2 separate regions of the Homo sapiens genome follow, and region 2 is linked to region 1. Evidence: chromatin contacts called from ENCODE Hi-C data. All regions are on one chromosome and are shown on one strand. Each heading gives the region's core, a stretch centred on a gene start or an enhancer-like site at or near the end of the contact. The rest is flanking DNA. Distances are from core to core; before and after follow the strand shown. Region 1 holds the start of PCNX3 (pecanex 3). Region 2 holds the start of TMEM134 (transmembrane protein 134).

What was found. A loop is a pair of places that touch in the nucleus more often than their neighbours do. Pooled maps may share reads with other maps.
Region 2: a loop to region 1 is called in a map of CD8-positive, alpha-beta T cell, with 23 times the contacts of the local background. The contact joins the promoter of TMEM134 here to the promoter of PCNX3 in region 1. A Hi-C loop is called at or near these places in 1 of 168 maps with a recorded cell type or tissue (CD8-positive, alpha-beta T cell), 3 of 37 single-sample maps with no recorded cell type and 10 of 50 pooled maps.

Annotation. Positions count from the first base shown.
Region 1 is chr11:65,614,484-65,617,517 of GRCh38, reverse strand. PCNX3 (pecanex 3) reads right to left here and starts at 1,742. Exons shown (of 35, transcript NM_032223.4): 1 at 1,054-1,742; 2 at 507-694; 3 at 169-268; 4 at 9-48. The coding sequence starts at 1,206. RefSeq lists a silencer at 1,248-1,497 and enhancers at 1,628-1,677, 1,688-1,837, 2,118-2,207, 2,268-2,317, 2,200-3,034 and 1 more.
Region 2 is chr11:67,468,001-67,470,738 of GRCh38, reverse strand. It overlaps TMEM134 (transmembrane protein 134), which reads left to right and starts at 1,488. Exons shown (of 7, transcript NM_025124.4): 1 at 1,488-1,720; 2 at 2,647-2,711. The coding sequence starts at 1,547. RefSeq lists enhancers at 1,084-1,263, 1,252-1,876 and silencers at 1,414-1,553, 1,764-1,903.

The DNA of each region.
Region 1 (3,034 bases), core at 493-2,992:
CCACCTACCTCTAAGGGGCCCAGAGTCCTCCATTCGGGGCAGCAGCTCCTGAGTAGACAGAGAGCCATGAAGGAACAAACAAGGCAAGAAGTAGGCTCAGGATGCACCCACAGTAGGGACTGGCTCGCAGAGGGACAGGAGGACAAGCTGAGGTCCAGGCCCACTCACCGAGACCTGGTTGAAGCCAAACACAGAGTGCTGGGAGCTGCAGCGCACCGGGGGTGTGGAACTGACTTTCCGGAACACTGTCATCTCCACTCCGGGGTCCCTGGCGGTGAAAAAGAGCAGCAGCTTTGAGCTAACCTCTCCTCTGTGTATGCTACTTCCTCCCATCTTTGTCACTGCTTCTTTTTCAGAAGTCACTTTACAATTCCAGGGCTAACACAGGACAAGTGTTCACAATCACTCAGAGAGCCAATGTTCCCTAAGCCCCTACTCCACCCTGCAAGGTTCCGGCCCAGGCACCAAAAACCCTCAATCCCCAGCACAGCCCCTACCCCACCCACCTGGGTGGATTGCTGTCCCCCTGGGCAGGCTCTTCCTCCAGCTCCCCCATGGTAGAGCTGCGCTTCTCCACGATCTCGCCCTGGTCAAACATGGCATGAAGCCGATAATTGACAGTCTTGATAGTAGCAAAGATGACAGCCACCACGAGGCAGTACACGCCGGCCACCATCAAGCTGGGAGGCAGGACCTGAAGATGAAAGTAAGCCAGGTCCCTTTTCACAAAGCCTCGCCCCCACAGGATGTACCTGCCATCAACATCATAGCTGGGATTCACAGACTCACAAGAAAATTTCATCACCTCTCCACACAACCAGTACACAGACCTCGACAAAGGGCTCTGTATTCTGCTTAGCTGGATGAGATTAAGTGTAGGGTTCAAGGTCACTCGATCCAAGAAAGGAAGACTTTGGCCCCTCTTCCACACAGACCCAAACTCTGCAGTGATTCCTCTCTCTCCACGTCCCAGAGCCCAGGGCACTGCCCTGAATCCCTGCCAGGCTGCCCTCCCTCTCCCGGCTGGAGTTACAGGTGGCCGTGGCGTCTCACCATGTACAGTAAGAAGGGAAAGATGAGCAGGAAGATCCAGACATAGAGGTGGAAGCAGTTGGAGAAGGTGCTCTGGTGCGGGTCGAAGAACCAACCGCCGGTGAGCGAGGCCCACACCCCCTGGCGCAGGATCTGCAACACCTGCGACCCCATGGCCCCGCCGCTGCTGCCCGCGCCCCCCCTCCCGGGACCCTCATGGGGGCGGCCCCCGGCCCATGCCCCGTCTGGCGCCTGAGGGCCCCGGGGCCCGGCCTCACGCTCACGCCATGGCCTCCCCCAGCGGGGGAGGGGGGCTCGGCCGCGCGAGGGTGCGAGCAGGGGGCGGGGCCGGCCGGGACAGTCAGTGGTGCAAGGCCCGGACGCGGGGGTGGGGCTGCATCAGGGGCGGGGTCCGGGTCCCCACTCCTGGCCCAGAATTGCTCCGAGGGGCCGAGCCGGCAGGCAGGCGCGGGGCACGGGCCGGGTACCCGTCGGCGGCATCCAGAGGTGGTCGTGGGGTGGGTGCTCCCGGGGTGCAGGCGACAGCTCCCTAGTCTCCGGACCAGGGAGAACCCCAGGATCTGGGGTCCACTTTCGGGGTCGCAGGTCACTTGCTTGGGGCTCCGCGCTCGCCCGGCTTCTGCTGGTGCCGGCCTAAGGAGGAGGCCGGAAGAAGGAGCCGCGAACCGCCAGCCTGCAGTGGCGCATGCGCCCAACGATTCCAATTGGGACCCGGAAAAGGAAAACTTGACGGCATGAATGCGCAAGCGCAGAAAGGTGATGGCGCGGTAGGACGCGAGGGGTGCCCTTTGGGCGTGCGCAGACTCCAGGACTAAAGCAAGTTCGAGCGTAAAAGCGTTTGGGCGCATGCGTAGACCCAGGCGTTGCCAACCCAGGGTAGACGACTGGGCGGAACCAAAGAGACAGTTGAGTAGCCATTGGGTAACGGCAAAGTAATTGGCGCACAGCTCTTCCAATGAGTTACAGGAGGCGGGGAAAAGGTGGAGGCGTGGACTCCCCTAGTAGCAGCGAGAGTTCTGCACTACCGAAGCACGCCCCTCTCGGCCCGCCCCCTTTAATGCTGGACCTCGTACGTCACGACCGATTTCGCTCCCAGCGGCGTCTACTTCCGGGTCAGAGCTCAGACCTAGGGTGTAGAGAACAACCTTCCGTAACAGGCAGGAATAGTCGAAATAGGATAGCGTCGTCTTTCTTAAAGTGACAGGCTCAAAGCAATTGGGGCAGCCCTATCCAGAAGTTGTGAGGGCGACTCAGCTATTCTGAATCCAATCCTGGGCAAAGTTCTGGACAAGTCTCAGGTTTCTGCCAATGGGGAAGGGATATGAAGAAGCGGATTGTTTCCCAGGTGAGGAGAAGAAGAGAGCCTTAGGCAATCCACTCCAAGAGCTTGAGGTGCAGCCAGTTCCGTCTGTCCTCCAGTCTTCCCCACCCCATCCAACTAGCTCTACGAGGCAGAGCTTTCTCGTCCTCATATCATATATGAAAAGAATGGCCGGGCGCGGTGGCTCACGCCTGTAATCCCAACACTTTGGGAGGCCGAGGCGGGAGGATCACGAGGTCAGGGGTTTGAGACCAGCATGGCCAACATGGTGAAACCCGTCTCCACTAAAAATACAAAAATTAGCCGGCCGTGGTGCCACGCGCCGGTAGTCCCAGCTACTCGGGAGGCTGAGGCAGGAGAATCTCTTGAACCCGGGAGGCGGAGGTTGCAGTGAGCTTAGACTGCGCCATTGCATACCAGCCTGGGCGACAGAGCAAGACTCCGTCTCAAAAGAAGAAAAAAGAAAGAAAATAATGAGGCTCAGAATCGATGGATCGCACAGTCCCACAACTTCGCAGCCAAGACCAGACTCGGGTTCACCCCCTTCCCAAGTGTGGTTCTGTAACCCCGTTTTGCTGCCGCCGATGCGGATGCAGAGGGCAGAGATGGCCCATCCTTAGCAGAGACCAACCTCCACCCTAGGCAGCAGAGCACGCAGCT
Region 2 (2,738 bases), core at 239-2,738, 1.9 Mb before region 1:
GCTGGCTCCTTCATCATCGGCATTCCTGCTCAAATGTCACCTCTTGGAAAGGTCATCTTTGAGTACGAAATCTAAAGTCAGTTTTGCATCACACAGCACTTGAAACTGTCTCATTTTGCACTGTTTTATTCACCACTGTATCTATAGTGCCCAAAACAGTGTTTGGCCCTAAATAGATGCTTAATAAATACTTGTGGCAGAAATGAATGAGGGGTTTGCCAAAGTCCCAAGTACTTACAAGTGGTAGAATGGGGATTTGAAACCAGGTCCACCTAATTCATAGAGTACTTCTGCTCTTCCACCCCCACCGCCCCCCACCACGGTTCATTTTTTTTTTATGGAGTCTTGCTCTGTTGCCCAGGCTGGAGTGCAGTGGTGTGATCTCCACTCACTACAACCTCTGCCTCCAGGGTACAAGCGATTCTCCTGCCTCAGCCTCCCAAGTAGCTGGGATTACAGGCACTGGTCACCGTGCCCAGCTAATTTTTGTATTTTTAGTAGAGACTGGGTTTCACCATGTTGGCCAGGCTGGTCTCAAACTCCTGACCTCAAGTGATCCACTCTCCTTGGCCTCCCAAAGTGTGAGCCACCGTGCCCTGCCAAGAGTTCAGATTTTATTCTAAGTGCAATGGAAAACCAAGGGAAGGTTTTTTTGTTTGTTTTGTTTTGTTTTTTGAGACGGAGTCTTGCTCTGTCGCCCAGGCTGGAGTGCAGTGGCTCAATCTCGGCTCACTGCAACATCTGCCTCCCGGGTTCAAGCAATTCTTCTGCCTCAGCCTCCCAAGTAGCTGGGACTATAGGCATGCACTACCACGCCCGGCTAATTTTTGTATTTTTAGTAAAGACGGGGTTTCGCCTTTTGGCCAGGCTGGTCTTGAACTCCTGACCTCAAGTGATCCACCCGCCTCGGCCTCCCAAAGTGCTGGGATTACAGGAGTGAGCCACCGAGCCAGGCCAGCAGCAAAATTTTTAAAAAGGGTTTTCAGAATAACACACGCAGATAAAAAGATTTGTTTTAAAAGATCACTTCGGCTGCTGCGTGGAGACTGACTGGAAATTGGAAGACACATAAGCTCTCTGAGCCTCGGTTTCCACATTTGCAAAAATGGGGAGAGCACCCCTCCGGTGCGGGGCTGTTGTGAGTAAGGTGGGGAAACAGTTCCCAGGAGTCTCCTTGGCACTCGAGGAACAGGCTGCGGTGCAAAAGGCCCTGTCAGGGACCTGGAGGTTGGGGCGTGGAAGCCCCTCCAAGCCCCCGCACATACACGCCTGGGGGATGTGTCCGAGCCCGGCACGGGCTGTCGCTTGCCATGGCGGCCACTGAGTGGCGTCACGGGGCGGGCGCGCTCCGTCTGGAAGAGGCTCCCACCCATCAGCCCGCTCAGGGCTCGGCAACTCTGGCCTGCTTAGGGCGGACGGGGGCGGGACCGGCGCGTGGGGCGGAGCCAGGGTCGGAGGGGCGGGGCATGCGGGGGCGGGGCAGCGGCGACGCTGGGTGTGTGGGCGCAGATGGCGGCGGCGCACGGCGCCTGAGCGGGCCGGGGCCATGAGCGCCGCCCGGCCCCAGTTCAGCATTGATGATGCCTTCGAGCTGTCCCTGGAGGACGGGGGCCCTGGGCCCGAGTCCAGCGGGGTCGCGCGCTTTGGGCCGCTGCACTTCGAGCGTCGGGCCCGGTTCGAGGTGGCTGACGAGGACAAGCAGTCCCGGCTGCGCTACCAGGTGAACCGCCCGGCCCACCTAACCCCCTGCCCCCGGCCGGACGGGACCCCAGGCCGGGCCCCAAAGGCCTCAACTCGGGGAAGCATCTGCCTAGAGGCCCCAGCTGAAGCGCGAGACCGCCCCCCCGCCCCGCGGACGTGACTCTTGATCCAGAGCCCTGCCCAGGCCCTCCCGGTTCCCATACCGGGCCCCAGCCAGCCGGGAAGAGCCCAGTGCCCGGGCCCGGGAGCTCATCCCTCAGCTCCAGCTGGGGAACCCAACCGGATTCCCCACTCATCCTGGCTACTCGCACCTGGCCCCCGCTGGGTTGGGGGAGCTCCTCTGTATCTGAACCAGACCTTGCCCCACACGCAGGAGCATCCCCTGTGCCCCAGGCCAGCTAAGCTGATGGGAACCCGCACGCCTTTCTCTATTCTGAAAGCCCTCTCCCTAATCCCACCACCACCCCTAAGAGCTGGAGCTCCTCTCACATGACCAGTCCTTGCCCACCCTTTGGCTCCCACTAAACCAGAAAAACCCATTTTCCCAGAAAACCTCCACCAACCCTAGGCTGCTTTTCTTGGAGACCTGGACCAGAACCCTGTGCCTTGAACCTGGGAACTCTGGGCCTGGCCTTTCCTGGCACCCCAATTCCCAAGCTCCCATTCTAGGCCACTGAATGAGAGCTCCACCCTAACCCAAAGTTGGGAGCTCTCCTTTCCCTGGGATCTATGCAGGCTCCTGCTCCCCAAAGCCCTGGCATCCACCCACCTCCTACCTGGTTTCTGTGAATCACCAAACCCGTTCTGCGGGGAGGGCAGAGGGCCAGGTGAACAGCTGCCAGGCGGCCAGGCAAATGGTTGTGTAGGCCTGCTTTTCTCTTCCCGGGAGGGAGTGAGGAAGGGCCCCAGCCCAGCAACCCCCCTGAGACCTGTGTTCTGCAACAGAACCTGGAGAACGATGAGGATGGAGCCCAGGCCTCTCCGGAGCCGGATGGGGGAGTCGGCACCAGGTTAGGGCCAGGTGGGGACCCAACCCT